Regions from separate parts of the Homo sapiens genome. Here region 2 is linked to region 1. A link is a contact called in ENCODE Hi-C data. All regions are on one chromosome and are shown on one strand. The core of a region is the stretch at or near the end of the contact, and the rest is flanking DNA. Distances in the headings are between cores, read along the strand shown.

What was found. Hi-C counts contacts between places; a loop is a spot of excess contacts on that map. Pooled maps may share reads with other maps.
Region 2: a loop to region 1 is called in a map of naive thymus-derived CD4-positive, alpha-beta T cell, with 14 times the contacts of the local background. The contact joins the promoter of OLIG3 here to the promoter of TCF21 in region 1. A Hi-C loop is called at or near these places in 1 of 168 maps with a recorded cell type or tissue (naive thymus-derived CD4-positive, alpha-beta T cell), 1 of 37 single-sample maps with no recorded cell type and 8 of 50 pooled maps.

What each region holds. Positions count from the first base shown.
Region 1 is chr6:133,885,734-133,893,560 of GRCh38, reverse strand. TCF21 (transcription factor 21) reads right to left here and starts at 4,448. Exons shown (of 2, transcript NM_003206.4): 1 at 3,714-4,448; 2 at 1,304-1,848. The coding sequence starts at 4,163. The coding sequence ends at 1,759. TARID (TCF21 antisense RNA inducing promoter demethylation) reads left to right here and starts at 4,555. Exons shown (of 9, transcript NR_109982.1): 1 at 4,555-4,957. RefSeq lists enhancers at 477-1,085, 1,971-2,735, 3,987-4,900.
Region 2 is chr6:137,491,767-137,499,593 of GRCh38, reverse strand. OLIG3 (oligodendrocyte transcription factor 3) reads left to right here and starts at 5,200. Exons shown (of 1, transcript NM_175747.2): 1 at 5,200-7,395. The coding sequence starts at 5,424. The coding sequence ends at 6,242. RefSeq lists enhancers at 3,043-3,575, 3,576-4,109, 5,791-6,290.

The DNA.
Region 1 (7,827 bases), core at 3,199-5,698:
GGGCTCTATCCCTCTGGTAGAAAGGAGAGAACACATGAATTTGAGGAACGGGACTCTGGCCAGAGCTTGAAATGTGTTCTTGAAAGTCAAGTTGGGGTGGCGGTGGTGGGGTGATGGAAGGGTATCCTGACATCTTGAAAAGTCCTCCATGTGCAAATAGACAGGTGGATGAAGTCACCGAAGTTCTCAGCCCTTGGAGAATGGGGAATTGCGCTTGGTAATGTGGTCGCCACCCCTTGGTAATGAGGTCACTATTGCTGACAGAGAGCACACCTGGCAGAGCAGCTTCTCCAGTCGGGACCAGCCTAGCGGGATCCTTCCTCCATGGCCAGGCAGAGGGCTCCACCCGCGAAGCGGCCTGTGGGGTTGGTGGAAGGGCGGAGAAGCTCTCGCTCCAGGTACCAAACTAAGCCGAGAAAAAAGGGTAAAAAATCGAAAAGAAAGAGCAAATGAAGCGGAAGTTTCAAGGCTCTCTGCGAGGAATAACAGTATAAATAACCGAAGACGTCTTGTAAACACTGCGGTCATAACCCCGAACATTAAACAGCCCCGGTGGCATCTGGCGCATCGGCCGCCGCGGGCTGCGCTGGGGCAGTGAGGGAGCCGGGTCGCAGGCTCCTCGGCCTTGCTTCTCTGTTTATCTCAACTTAATCTTCCCTTAGGAGCTGTTCCGTAGCCTGGAAAATGTTTAAATTAAACCCAGTCCGCCGGAAGTCGTGGCGGGAGCTAAACGCACCCGCTAACAGCAACCAAAAGGCAGGCATGCGGGTTTATTGTTAGAATTAATTAATGGACTATTAATAAGAAATGTAGATAATGTATGCTGCAGAGCTTTGAAAATCCTGAAACACACCCTAAGGGTTATGGAATTTACATCTTTCATAGCTTCTATTATTTCTTCACTAGTTTGCAGCTATGCTCACACCTGGAAGGTGACAAAAGGTGGAGTTTACTTTCTCGCCCGTGTCAGCAGTCATACGGTGGAATCCATGAAAATTGGATTTCCTTTTTCTGGTGCGTTTTACTCTTGAACTGTATAACTGTGGATAACTTTAATACTGCCCATTCTTTGTTTTCAGTTATATAATTTCTATTAGCCTTAAAAGTAACCGATATATTTCTTTTTTAAGGTTTCAGTATAAAACATAATCTGCATCTTCATTATGAAACTCATATGCAATTTTCTTCTATCTCTAGAAGTTTAGATTGAGGTTTAAAAGAACCATTTTCATTATCAAGCTTCCCCATAGTTTCCCACTTTCTTATTCCAAATATTTTTAAAAATCACTCCAAATATCAGAGCTTTTAGCAATATAAAGAAAGATTTATTTTCAAAAGTAGCAAAACTTGTTTGAAAAAAATATATATCTTTAAGTGAATTACTTTATAAATGTGACTGTCAAAGTCAGCTATCCTATGATCTACATTTTACAACATATTGTACAAAAGATACATTGATAGGCTCTTATCTATTTATATATTTATAATTACATATTGCACTTGGACCAGCAAGGCTTGCAGAGTCATTCACGGTAGAAGTTAATAAAGTTAAATAGATGGGAATCTTTGTAAGTACAATTGATCTCCTCTGGTTTGGAAACGAATCTCCTCGTCGTTGTAAAGTGTTCTCGCGGGGTGGGACAGAGAGAGGAGCATTGCGAGGGGGAAGCAGAGACAGAGAGCACTGAGGGCAGGGGTCGCCTTCCCGGGGCCCGCTCCCCCCGGGAGCGCGCCTTTCCCAGACTCGCACCTCCAAGGTCAGGACGCGGTGGTTCCACATAAGCGGCTCGCGGTCACCACTTCTTTCAGGTCACTCTCGGGTTTCCCGGCCACCATAAAGGGCCACGTCTGCGGGAAAGAAGAGGGTGGAGGAGGTAAGTGGCCGTGGCGGAGGGGGTGGGGTGGACTCGGGGCCTGAGATGAAAGGAAGGGGGGCGGTGGGGGCAGGCGGTGCTCTGGAGAGACCGGTTATCTCTGCAATTTACTCCCGGTCCTAGCGCACCCTGCGGCTGCATAAAGCAAATAGCTGCTTTGGCGCCAAGTCACAGCTCGAGGTGGTGGTGGTGCTGGTGGTGGTCTTTTAGAATGAGAGCCAAAAGGGCTTATACTGGGTTCCTTGTGAGACTCAATGCAGGAAGCCCCGGGCAAGCCGAGAGTGGGAGAGTGGGTGGTGCTGTGGCACTGCCTGGAGGCAGACGCTTTGGCAGTCTGAGCCGGGAAGCCCAGAACGACCTTGTGCCTACTGGGCACCGAGTTCGGGGCGAAGCGCCCTCCTGGCCTCCTTCTGAGGCGGTGGTCGGGTTTCAGGGCCCTGTCGCTTTCATCGCCTTTCATCACCATCTATTTCCCTAGTCCGACTTTCGTTTCTTCCATCGCAAACACCGGCTTTGACTACAGCTTCTAGATTAATCACCACCTCTTAAGGAAAAAAAAATGCTATACTACATTGACTTTTAATTTAAGATCGTCTTCATGCTGGACTGAGAAAGTATGCTTTCTCTTCCTTTCTCCGGGCTGTTTTATAATAAAGCTCATTTAAGTTTCTTATTCAAAGATGAAGAGAGTAGCAGTTGTAAATATTCGAGGCAACACTTTCATTTTAGGTGGAGATTTTAAAAAGCTATTTACTCATTGGGGGGGAAAAACCCCAAACTTTCAATTGGAGAGAAAACATTTTTCATGGTAAAATGTGGGTTTGCATCTTCTTCTCCAGCAATTCCAGAAACCAATTCGGTGAGAAGACAATTCAGACCCCTCTCACTACTGCTCTAGTGCTAGCTGATAAGACTTGCCTTTTAAAAGGAAAAATCTCTCATTCTTATCATATACAAACAGAGATCCTAGTAAGTTGTTGTTATTGTTTTTCTTTAGATCTTAGAAGTTTTAAAATAAAATCAAATGAAAAAAATTAAGATATATTTCTTAAACAGTAAAATACATTTGAGAAAAAAGTAGACTCAATGATTATCAGTTTTTTGTGTTAAAAAATTAGGCTCAATGGGCATTACTTTTTAAGATAAAAGGTAACATTTCTTAAATCTTGGGTGAGAGTGACCTATTTTAGTATTTATTACACTCATACTAGTGAGGATTTACTGATTTTGCTGATCATTACTAGAACTTCTGGGATTTAAAAATATTAATCCACTTATAGGAGAAGCACAGAATATTTAAGCGGTTAAGGGCTTACGTGGACAATTTGGGGGGCATAGATGTGTCCTTATCCAATGGTCCTAAATATGCTTGTGAAAGAAACGGAGTTGGGTGTTTTTATTTACAAGGAAAGGAAAATCAAGTTCCACTCTCTGCTAAAAGAAGAAAAAAGGATTAACAAAATGCCTGTCCGCTCGCAGCGTCTTGTCAGTGTTCTCAGTTCCGCAGCAGCCACTGCACCCCAGGGAGGATGGCGATGGAGCGGGAGCGGGGGATCCCTCCTCTGTGCCAGCTCAACACACTTGCAAACTTTTAATTGGGCTGCCACGTCAAACCCTCGCATAAATCACTCCCGCTCCGGGGGCTGGTAGGGCAGAGAGCGAGGGCCGTGTCTAGACCGCCCGCCTCCGGTCCCTGGAGGCTCTAGGCCCGCGGTGGTCGAGATGTGTAAGTCACCGCCGCGCCCACACCCCCACTCCCAGCCCCGCGCGCACTCGCGCCCACCGCAGGCGGGAGTGCGGGCGCGCCTGGACTGCAGCTGCAGCCCCGGGAGCACTCACCAGGTTGACCGGGTGAATGTACCCGTTCTCGTATTTGTCGTTAGCCAGGATCTGCCTCAAGTGGGCGATGTAGCTGGACGCCAGCCTGAGCGTGTCCAGCTTGGAGAGCTTGGTGTCGGGGGGCACCCAGGGCAGGGTGGTCTTGAGTCTGGAGAAGGCCTTGCTCAGCACTCGCATGCGGGCCCGCTCTCGCGCGTTGGCGGCGTTGCGCTGGACCTGCTTCCCCTCCTGGCTGACCCCGCTCAGGGGGCTCTTCTTGGTGGGCGCCTTCCTCCTCTTGCCCAGGCCGCCGCGGCCCTTCTGGGGAGACCCATTCTCGCAGTTGGAGCTCTCCTCGGTGCTCTCGTTGGAAGTCACAAATTCCTTGTTCGAATCCATTTTCAACCCGTCACATTCCAACATCTCCACCTCTTGAAGGTCCTCCACATCGCTGAGGGAGCCGGTGGACATGTTTGGGGGAGTGGACGAGGGAGAGAGAGAGAGAGAGACAGAGAGACAGAGAAAGCGAGGAAGAGGGTGAGAGAGAGACAGAGAGACCCTGAAACCAAGAGGCCTCCCGAGTGTGGCGCAGCCACCTCCTGCTGGGAGCTGGAGTTGGGGTCTGGTTGGGTCTCACAACCCTTTCCCCTTCGCAGAGTTGTGAGAAGGAACCCCGAGGACTTCTGCAGCAGAGGAACCGGCTCTCTGTTTCCCCACTCCCAGAGTCGTGGCCGTAGAGGAGGGTGAGCGAGCGCTGAGGAATTTGGTGGACACTAGGAATTTATCTGGGGAATAGAGGGGCGGATCCTTGCAGCCCAGGGAGGGGCCTGCCAGGCCCCAGCAAAGCGCTTAGACCCCTTTCACAACCGGAGGGAAACTCAATGCACAGACCCTGATTTGCAACTTGTAATGTAAATCAACTCAACTGCATCATGTACTTACCAGCCACCTTCTCCCAACTGTGGCCGGGGCCGAGAAGCAGCATGTTCTGTCCATCTGTAAAAGGCCTTCTTTCTCTCTTAAGACGTCACAACTGGTTGTTACTGAGAACTTTAGAAAAACGACTAGATCGTTTGGCTCTTTCTGGGCCTTCCACCTACACTCCATGCCCTCTCTCCTCCCAAGAAAACACGAATTAAAATACAGGGAGTATCAACCGCATCCTGCCAACACCTCATAAGACTCCAAGGCTTTACCGAGATCTTCCACCTTCCCCGGGATAAATGAAGACAAGTGCTTCCTAGAATCTTTATGGTGATGGAAAAGTAAGTATAAAACATTTCACCTACACCTGGTCATTTTCAAGACATCAAAGGACTGCCTACGTGTACACAAACATACTTGATTTGCACACTCAAACCCAACCACACACAGCTTAGTGGGAGTGGGTAGGGAATGAGAGGGCAGTATGAGTGTGTGGAAAACATTATGTTAGTTGATCATCTTTTCCTAATAAATGGAAACTTTCCCCTCGGTTTTTTTTTCTTTTCTAGAAATGCATTTAATATTGCCTTGAGAGTCTTTGTTGCTCTCAGACATCACCTTGCCTGGCACTTTTTGTGATGCACCGTCCCTTTCAATGCTGCTGTCTTTGTCTTCTTCCAGCCTGTTAGGTGCCAGTGTTCCTCACATGAAGCTGACATTACACAACACAAAGCAAGACTATCCTTTTGAGAAAGGTTCTTTTCCATCTTTAACCCCAGCTCGAACCACCTTTCCTAGAGAATAAGAAAGTCTCCTGGGAAGTAGGTAGAAAAAGCACAGGGAAACAGAACCTAGGGATTGGATGAAATTGGTGCAATGAAACCAGGGAGACTGAAGGCATAAATCTCTCTTACAATTTCTTTGCCAGGTTTTCTTCCCTTGCAGGTAGGCATTGAAGTTGAGGGGCTGGAGCAAAATGTAAGAGTGGTTTCTGAGTGGTTGGCTTAGGGTCTGAAGGCTTCTCCTACATTAAGATATCATATCTCTAATCCTAGGCTCAGCTGGGAATTCACTAACCTCTAACGTTTTGTTTTGCTAGCAGGGTCTTGTTTGCTTTCCCCCTATGCTGTAAACTAAACAGGTTGTCAGCAAATCAGTCTTTATTAATGAATTAGCGACCCCTCTTCCATAATATCTTCGCTGAGGATCCAAAATTTGTTAATCACCAGTGTAGAGATTTATGAGCTCTCTTATTTTCTGTTGTTTGTGCAGGTGGAGATTTAAATGACCACATCCACCCTAAGATTTATTGTGAGAATGATTGATGTTATAAACCAGGAAAAGGACTCTTCCCACAGCAGGGATGACAGAAATATCAAGTTGAAGTTGCCTTTGTCTTCACATACGAATGACCCAGTACTACAACACAGAAAGTATAATAATTTAATCTGAGGTTCAAGACAGCAGTGAGAGAACACCCAGCAGGCCTGTTAAAAATTTCTTCACTAATTCCTCAACTAGTTTCCTTTGATTTGCTCTCCCTTTTCTCAGTCTTGGTAAAACATGAAAGTTAAAGTTATTTTTAGACTAAAGAGCTATGTGAAAATGGGCATTGGCCAATACTTTGTGAAATGTGTGTGTGTGTGTGTGTGTGTGTGTGTAGCTACTAAGATATCTGCAAAATAACTACAAATAATTAATTTGGGCTCTGGAATGTGATAATTATTATAAATCCAAACTATGGCCTTACTGCATACATTAAGCTGTGATTTTTCTTGTTGGAGCCATTTTTTTTTCTTTTTGGCTCTGGGTCTCTGTTACACCTTAGTTAATGGACTGCTCAGGCTGTCTGGGGAGATAGTAAAAATCATAGTAATATGTACCACTGAAAAGATTTCTGTTGTCTGTATATTTTTCAATGTTGGAAACTTAAAAGTACCAATTTCTGGAAGCATGTAAAACTAGCCTCATGTCATAGGCTGGTTTTTATGCTTAGCAATTATTTTTCTTCATAGCCATATAAGAAATAATTAAGTCCCATGTCCATTTATCTTGCAGTAAGACATTTGGGCTGAGAAAGGCTAGTGGGCTGATAATAAATTTTGGAGTGTTTCTAAAATTCTGTAAAAGATGGCTTCCAGTTTGGGAGTAAGAGTCGAAGAATACTGTTGCTTATGTATCTTGATATGAAGTCTTGGAGAGAGAATATTCATATGAAAAATACTTTTTTTCTTTTAAAATTTTGTGTCTATCCCTGCTAATAAACACTTAGGGACAAATGGGTGGGAGAAATGACTTCTTGTTGGATTCTACTGAGCAAGTCATTTAAGCTGTAACTTAAGCTGTGCCAAATTCTCCCAAAATATAAACTATATTCTGTGAGAAGACAAGCACTTTTGAGAAGCTGTATTAACCCTTTTGGTAAGTTGACCATTTCTGTTCCAAAGCACGAAATAGAAAACTCGTGATTTGAAAGTATGAGATCATTTCTAAAAGTTCTTACCTGACTTTTAAGAAACATTTATGCCCCAGAGGCATCTGGCCAATTTGCTGCTCACTTCTAACAATTTGTTTTGCAAGAGAGACTATCTTTGAAAGATTTTAGTGCTAAGGAAATTTTATCTCTGAAAGCTGTAAAATGAAGATTAGGCATGGAATGTACCCTTGAACTTAAATCCTGGTTTATCAGCTGATACATTTACAGGAAGTTCAAATTTGATTCAGTTGCACTTGGATGGAATAATTTGCTTCCTTTTTTATGAGAAGGAAAACATCATAGGCTTCCTTTGAACTGACTTCATATGCCATTACATAATCTTTCTCAGGGGAAAAATATGCCTTTAAATTTAAATGTTAATCCTTTTCTCTTACTCCTCATCATTTGGTCAGGAGACACAGGCTGGCAAATTGGCAAAACTGCCCATTCTCTTTTTTCTTCATTTCTAATTAGCACCTCCAGATGTTTTATTCATTTTATTTGATGGTAACTACCACCACTTCAAATATTTGCCAACTTTCTATGCAAAAAAAAGTTGACGCCTTTTTTTTTTCTTTTTTTGATGGAGTCTTGCTCTGTCACCCAAGCTGGAGTGCATCAGCACGATCTAGGCTAACTGCAACCTCCGCCTCCCAGGTTCAAGAGATTCTCATGCCTCAGCCTCCCGAGTAGCTAGAATTACAGGTGCCTGCCACCATGCCTATCTAATTTTTG
Region 2 (7,827 bases), core at 3,951-6,450, 3.6 Mb before region 1:
CTTAGTGGTTCTTAAAGTATTGGTATTAATGGAGCCACAAATCCAGAATGTCAGGGCACATGCCAAGAATGTGCATATAAGTATGCAAAGTTTAATATAACTCATCAGTTTATGTAATTGATCACCAGTGATATTTAAATCAACCCAAACATTTCAATCTTGAGAAAAAAATTATTTTCCATTTATTGGCTTTCTACAGGAGGAAAACTCGGTTGAGGTTTTGGCAATTGAGCAGATGTTACTAGAAAGGAAAAAAAAAAAGAGTACTGAAGGATGCTCACTAATTGAGCTAAATCCTATAAATGAAGCCCAGAACTTCATATTTCCTTTGACTTTCGTGAGTCTTTAAATAATTATAATGAATTTGTAAGTTCTAGCCAGCCTTGGTGCTTATGCATCATTAAAATCAAACTTCTAGTTCTGCCAGTGTATTAACTTGTCTATATATTCACATAATTAGCACCTCATCATTTTGTGCTATTCTGGGACTGCCTGGCATCTTCCAGCCTCACATCCAATATTGTGAAAAGCAGTTACTACCAGCTCATAAAATTCTGCTGCCCTTCCACTTCTGCTATTTTCCCCGTATGAAAACTGGATTTTAATAAGATGAGGAGGAAGACTGGACAGATCAGTAAGTTTTCAAGATGTTATTTAAAATATGGGGAAACCCAGAAAATGGAATCGCTTTAGTCAGTCTGTCCAGATCCATCTTCTCTGGCCCTTGTATCACCTATTTAATTGCTGGAATTCTGATTTTGGCATCTCCCAATCTAGGGGCTCAGGGTTCCGTGCCCTAAGCCAAACACTATCACTCGGGATGCGCTGCTGCAGGAAGAGATTATTCCTGCTTGACTGCGATTTATGTTGATATTTAAATTTTTTTGGTCTTATTATTTATTTATTTATTTATTTATTTATTTATTTATTTATTTTCTTTTTTGGTACTGGCTTCTTTGATCAACCTAACGGCCCTGGTGACCGGACCCCCACTGCTATTGTTGTGAAGTTATCGTTCTACTCTGCTAAAGAATGCACTTTTTGAGAAGTTTCTCCGCGTGGTCAACTAATTTTTAGGCTATTCCTTGTTTGCACATGAGGAAACATAGTTAGAAATGTTTAGGTTTCCTTTTTTTGTTCTGTTTTGTCTTGGAGGGTGGTTGGGTTGAAAGGTGAAGCCCACAGGGCAGCCTCCCGCCTTTCGGTCTCGGCCAAAGTTTCTGCTGGTCAAGTTTGCTGCTTGATGAGCGAGAGGAGCCCCTGGACGTTGCTGATTGACCTGCCTCTCACAGTAGCTCTTCGGCAGGTCAGCTAGCGACATTTGCTACTGGACTCTTGCGGGGGTGGGGGTGGGGGTTCGCTCCTGAGCCAAAATCGCCGCGGCCTCAGGCAGAGCCGGCAGCTGCTGGAGAGGAACTCGGTGGCTAAGGCTGCGGAGCAGTGGGCGTCGGGCACCGAGCGGCGCGCACTGGGTGTCAGGTAAGAGACGATCCCTGGTGATCTGGGAGGCACAGGGGGGTGTTGAGCACAGCACAGCTTCCCGAGTGCGCGGTCCCCGCGGAGCGCCCTGGGCGCGCGGGTACAGCAGGACGGCTCTTCTGCCCCGGTCCACGCGCCGACCCGCTGTTTTCATATGTTGTAGGAAGGCTGAGAAACTCCAGGCTCTTCTCAGAGCCAAGACAGGCTTGGAGGGAAGTAGCCTGCCTGCCTTGGGACGCACCTGTTGCCGGAGAACGATCCCCGCCTCCGCGGCGCAGCCCGCCCCAGCCGCGAGGGCGCGGGGTGTGGCCCGAGAGAGCGCAGCCCGAGCCACCGCAGCAGGGTCGCTCGCTCCGGCTCCTCGCCGGTCTGAGCCCTCCGAAAGGGGTCTCGGCCAGGGCCAAGGTCATGGTGCGTCTCCGGCTGAGCCTCTGTAGGCTGCTGCAGCCTTGGCCAGGCGGCGACTCCTTTACTCTCTCCTTCCGTACAAGTCTGGGGTGGGCGTTGGTAGTCAGCCCTCAGAAAGAAATCCGTGTGCCTGCCCTCCTGAGCTCCGGGCCTGCTCCTTCTCGGGTTCAGGGCTCAATCCGAGGAACTGAGCTGCGGTGGCGGGGGTCGAAAAGAGACTCCACGAAGCAAGACGTGCGGGGCGACTCAGCCTTTTGGGCCCCGGCGAGTATTAACCCATTTTACGGTAAGCAAAGTTGTGGCACCTTTACTCACTCCCCTCGTCTAGTTGTCAAGCCCCGCAACGGATGGGAAGTGGGGGAACTAGCTTCTAAAAGTACTTACTGGAAGGAGGCCCTGAACCTTGGACCACCCACACTCACGCATTACGGACCTTCGAAAAAGCAGAGGGTGACCGAGGAGCGGAGGGCGCGCCACGTCCCGGCCTCGGAGCCAGGGAGTCCCGGCCTGGTCCCCGCAGATCTCCCATTTCAGGCACCTCTGTTACTGGAGCTGAAAACCCTTAGGGAAGAAGGAAGGGAATGTCCTGGTCTGTTCGGGCAAAGGCCCAGTCGCCCCTTCCCGGCCCATCGCAGCCCCCTCGGAACCGGCTGCGGCAGGCGTCAGCCCCCTCTCGGCTGAAAGGCTGTGCTGAAGGAGAGTGGCTTCTGGTTTGGACTCCCAGAACCCTGGCCCCGGACTTCCAGCCCCGCAAGCTTGTATTTCGAGGGCTGCTCTACCCTCCTTCCCTCCCCTCCCCCCGCCCACGGCTTGCCACCTTCGTTACTAATTTGGGGGAGATTTTAAAACTTTATTTTACATTGTCCACTGGGAAAATCAAGACTTTTTTTAAAGGGTAAAATATCTTGTAGCAACATGATTTTTCCACTCCTTCATTTGCAACCCTTCTGCTCTGACCAGACAATTCTACTTCCCCAAATCAAAACTCAGGTGCAGCGTTTTCAGTCTGGGTGTGGGAAGGACAGACGCCGCCGACGACCTAGGGTCAGGGAGGTGGCTCAGGAGGACGGCGGGGGCCAGACCTGTGCACCGTCCGCAGGGCGGGGAAGCTGCTCTTCGTCCAGTCCAGTGCTCGCTCCCAATGCCCTCCCCCGTCCGCCTCTCTCTCCTCACCCCATTTGATCAGCAGGGGAGTCGCAGAGGGTTGTCGTTAGGACTAGCCACTAGCTTCCTCCCATCACCTGGGACTGCACAAGTTCTGGAGCACTTCCCCCCTCCCCTCCTTTTTTAAATAACCAGGAAGACTTAGTGTATGTCACTATCTTATTGGCGAGTCTGGTGAATTAAGAAACATTCTTTATGCTTGGTATTAGGAATGCTTTTGGACATTAGTCTTTCCACATCCAATCTAACCTCTTGAATTAAGAAACTTTCCTTCCACCGAGATGAAGGTGGTAGAAGAGGCTCCTGTCCAATCTGCAAGAGCACTAACTTCCTGGCCTTGACGAAGGGCTGTTGGCCATTTTTCCCCCATTACAGAAAAACAAAATTCGGTGTAGCAAAAGCATCCATGCCAATGTTGCGTTTGCCCATCCTTCTGGTATTGGCCAGAGCTGCCTTCGCAGCGTGACTGTCAGTGGGGCACAGCCTCAGAGCGTGCAAACTCCGGACCTGGGCGCGCATCCCTCTCCCACTGACCGCTCGGTTTGAGTCAAGGGAAAGGGGGGCATCCTGTTCTTCGAAGTGACTCAGCGGCGCAAGAGGCCCCAAGTGCCCGAGGTTCCGCGATTGATTCGATTTCACACTTCCACCGAGACTCTCAGTCACTAGCTAGCGTTTGTTTCCCGTTCCACCAAGCCGGGAGAGGGGCGGTGTCCGGGTTCTTCTAGAGACCACTCCTGGGGCTCTCTCCCTTCCCGGGATTTCTGCCTTCCCGCCCCTCGTGCTGCTGAGCTAAAGTCTTGATCACAAAAACACAGCAAGGGGGAAGAAAGATCTACGCCCACCTCCGCACTCGCACCGAAGGCTCCAAACTCCGACCTCCTCTTTATTCCCAGAAACGACTCTGCGCTGAACCGCAGTGCCCGGGCACGCACAAGGGGCTTTCTAGGTCCTTTCGTTGTTTCCCTTCCCCCGTGCTTCTTTGCCCACGCACCCCACCCCCCCGCCCCACCACCCCGACATCAGATAGTTTATTATGAGCTTCTGATTTCCCTGTCCGACGCCGTACGGCGGCCCCAGCCTGGTGGACCCACCCGCGCAGGCCGGGGTGCCGCTGAGTTCCCGGAGCTCGGGGCACGTCAGCACAGCGGCCAGAGGAGGCCCGGCGGAGCTTCGGGCGCGGACCGTCCCACCGTTTTGCGCCAGCGCCAAGGTCCAGGAAGCCTGGAGTGGGAACAATCTCTCTGGAGCTCTCAGGAACCTAACAATCTCTCTCTCTGCCTCCTTGGCTCCTTTTCCTTCCCATCCTCCCAAGTTGCTTTTCTTGTGACATTAACATTTTTTTTTCGCAGTTTTTGGTCTAGGAAGTTAAAGAATTGTGCAAAACTGAAATTCTTTTAGAAATCCATGTTTTAAAACGAAAGAGAGGACACAGAAAATAAGAGACCTCTCCGCCACAATACTGCCAGGAGCAAAGCCATCACCGAACATGGACATCCCGTTGAAACCACACCAGAAGGGCCCAATAAACAAAATTGACAGAATGGAAGTGTTTAGGAAAAGAGATCTAATGAAAAAAAAATATTGAGACAGAGAAAGTCGGCATGCAGTCTTCCCACCACCCCCAGCCCCCGCTGGCAGCACCTTCCCTCCGACCGCACCTCTGTCCCTCAAACCTTTCCACTGAGACCTATTTTTGCCCATATTTCTCTAAACTTGGGAGCAGCCAGGAAAGAAAGGAGAGCGAATGTTTCAATTCCTCTCTCCAAACTCAGAGGAACCTCCACCAACCGCCTGGCCACCTTCTCTTGCCTTCCTTCCGTTCCTGATGTGTGATTTGGTTAGAGAAATTGGGAAGGGGGGTGGGGTGGAAGAAAGTTAAAAAAAAAATCAGGAAGGCGTAAGCTGGAGCGGTGAGTGTGTCAATCAGAGGGTTTTGTGCCTGGGGGCTCCTAGCGGTTCGGAGCAGAGGTGTCCCAGGGCGGCCCCACAATGAATATGAATAGGAATCCTTGCTAAATGGGACAGCAAAGCGCACCGCCCTGAATGATGGCACGTCATCCTAACCAGCCCAGGATAGATAGGAGGGCTCCTTTTGTCTCTTTTCTCCGCCGCAGCTCTATAAAAGCCCCTCTTTTTCAGCGTGAGGTTAGTTCAAGCACACACCAACTAGCTGTCCAGGAAGCAGCCTAACCAGAGAGAGGGGCGTGGGAGGGAGAGAGGCGGGGAAAAGCAGCGTCTCCGCTTTTCTTCTCACGTCTTGCCGCGGAGAAGTGGGTTCCTGGGCAGTGCAGATTTTTTTTTTTTAATTCAAGATTTTCTTTAATTTCCCGCCTAAAGCCTCCCCACGGTAGGGCCGCATCCCCTGTAATAAAATGAATTCTGATTCGAGCTCTGTCTCCAGCAGAGCTTCATCTCCGGACATGGATGAGATGTACCTGAGGGACCACCACCACCGCCACCACCACCACCAGGAGAGCCGTCTCAACTCGGTCTCGTCCACGCAGGGCGATATGATGCAGAAGATGCCCGGGGAAAGCCTCTCGCGGGCTGGCGCCAAGGCCGCGGGAGAGAGCAGCAAGTACAAAATCAAGAAGCAGCTGTCGGAGCAGGACCTACAGCAGTTGAGGCTGAAGATCAACGGACGCGAACGCAAGCGGATGCACGACCTGAACCTAGCCATGGACGGGCTGCGCGAAGTCATGCCCTACGCGCATGGGCCGTCGGTGCGCAAGCTCTCCAAGATCGCCACACTCCTGCTCGCCAGAAACTACATCCTCATGCTCACCAGCTCCCTGGAGGAGATGAAGAGGCTGGTTGGCGAGATCTATGGGGGCCACCACTCGGCCTTTCACTGCGGGACCGTGGGCCACTCGGCCGGCCACCCCGCGCACGCGGCCAACTCCGTGCACCCGGTGCACCCCATCTTGGGCGGCGCGCTCTCATCTGGCAACGCCTCGTCACCGCTGTCCGCCGCCTCACTTCCCGCCATCGGCACCATCCGGCCTCCCCACTCGCTACTCAAGGCGCCCTCCACGCCGCCCGCGCTGCAGCTGGGCAGCGGCTTCCAGCACTGGGCTGGTCTGCCCTGCCCCTGCACCATCTGCCAGATGCCGCCGCCGCCGCACCTGTCCGCTCTCTCCACAGCCAACATGGCCCGGCTGTCGGCCGAGTCCAAGGACTTGCTCAAGTGAGCAGCGGGCGGGCCCGGCTGCCAAGGAGGAGGGAGAGCGGCGGGAGGGGCCGCGGTGCCGGGCCGGGAGGGAAGAGGGAGGCTGCACGCTCGGCCCACGGGAGGGCAGGCTCCGGGGCCCGCAGCCTCCCACGCTGTCTGAGAGATCTCAGACTCCACTTGACCCCCGGAGGGAAAGGACCAAAATCAAACCGCAATTTCTAGGTGGTAGCAAAGGGGGACTCGAACCAGATGTCGTGTGTTTTGCATGCATGCTTCTTTTCCCCATGCCGCGCCAGTATTTTTCACTGCCATATGCTCTTGTCAAAACTGCATTTGTTGTATAAAGATGGGATCGGTGTAGTTAAAAACTTGCGAAGGGACTTTTGAGTTGGCTTTCTCTGACTCTGTGTTCTCGCTTTGGAAAAAGACGGCCATCCCTTTTGTGCAAAACAAATGTAAATATTTTCTTGAGATGGATGCGATTATGATTGTCTCTGTCCTTGCCACAGTTTTTCTAGAGACAATGGAGAGAGAAAGAGAGAGAGAGCGCGAGAGAGATCAAGACCCAAGTTTTGAATCTCAACCGAGGTCCAGGGCATGACACCTCCTATGTGGGTTTTCCTTTCGACGCAGTGTAGGTCAAAAGAATGCATGCACGCTTCTAAATGAATCTTGTCTGAATATGTCGTGCAGGCTGTGGTGCCGTTTTCCTTGTAACAAGGATTTATTAGTGAATTATCCCAAGTACTCCATATATCTGTCTGTGGTTGTATGAAATGAAAAAAGGGGCAGAGTGCAAAGACCCACACTCACGCACACGCGCTTCTTCTCCCACCCCCACCCCCTTCAAACTTTATTCGGAACCTTCCTTTGCTGTTCTGGGGCCGCTATTGTAAAAGCCTGGGCTCCCTCTAGTAGCTTGCGCCACCCCCCCTCGCTCAGTTATTCTGCATGCGGGGTTGGCTCTCTCTATTATCAGCTTTGAAAACTTATCCTGGTTTTGGGAGGGGTGCCGTTTTTATTTTCCTGAACATTTGCTTGAAATATTTTGTTAGGGCCTCAAAGACGATACCTGTCTTTATTTTTTATATATTCTTGATAACTATGATATATTTATTAATAACCAGTGTTTCTGGATGAGATTTCAAATAAAAAAGAACCTTTAAATCGTGGCTTTGCCTTTGCCTAAAATCTTAGCAGATGGGGGTAGTGGGATAGGAAACACGTGGACCAGGTAAGGTGTATCTGGGTGAGGAATTTGGATGGGTGGGCAGATGTGAAGGTTTTCCGTGATTACGTACAAGTAAACAGGATGGGTAAATTGGTGCTGATTTTTGGAACTAAATGTCCTTCAAGCGGGCATTGCCCACATTCATAGTATTATGCTATTTGAGCTCATTTCTCTGCAGTAATCAGACCCTCATAAACTCGAGAATTGAATTTTAAAAAGTAATCTGGAAACTTAAAGTGGCAGGAAATGAGAGGTGGAGTGTCACTACGATGACTGTGTTGGCAACAAACAAGGATGAAGCAGTACGTTAACTTCTTTTCACTTTAAATTGAACTTGTGCTTTTCCCCCCATGTTAAAATCTAGTATACATTT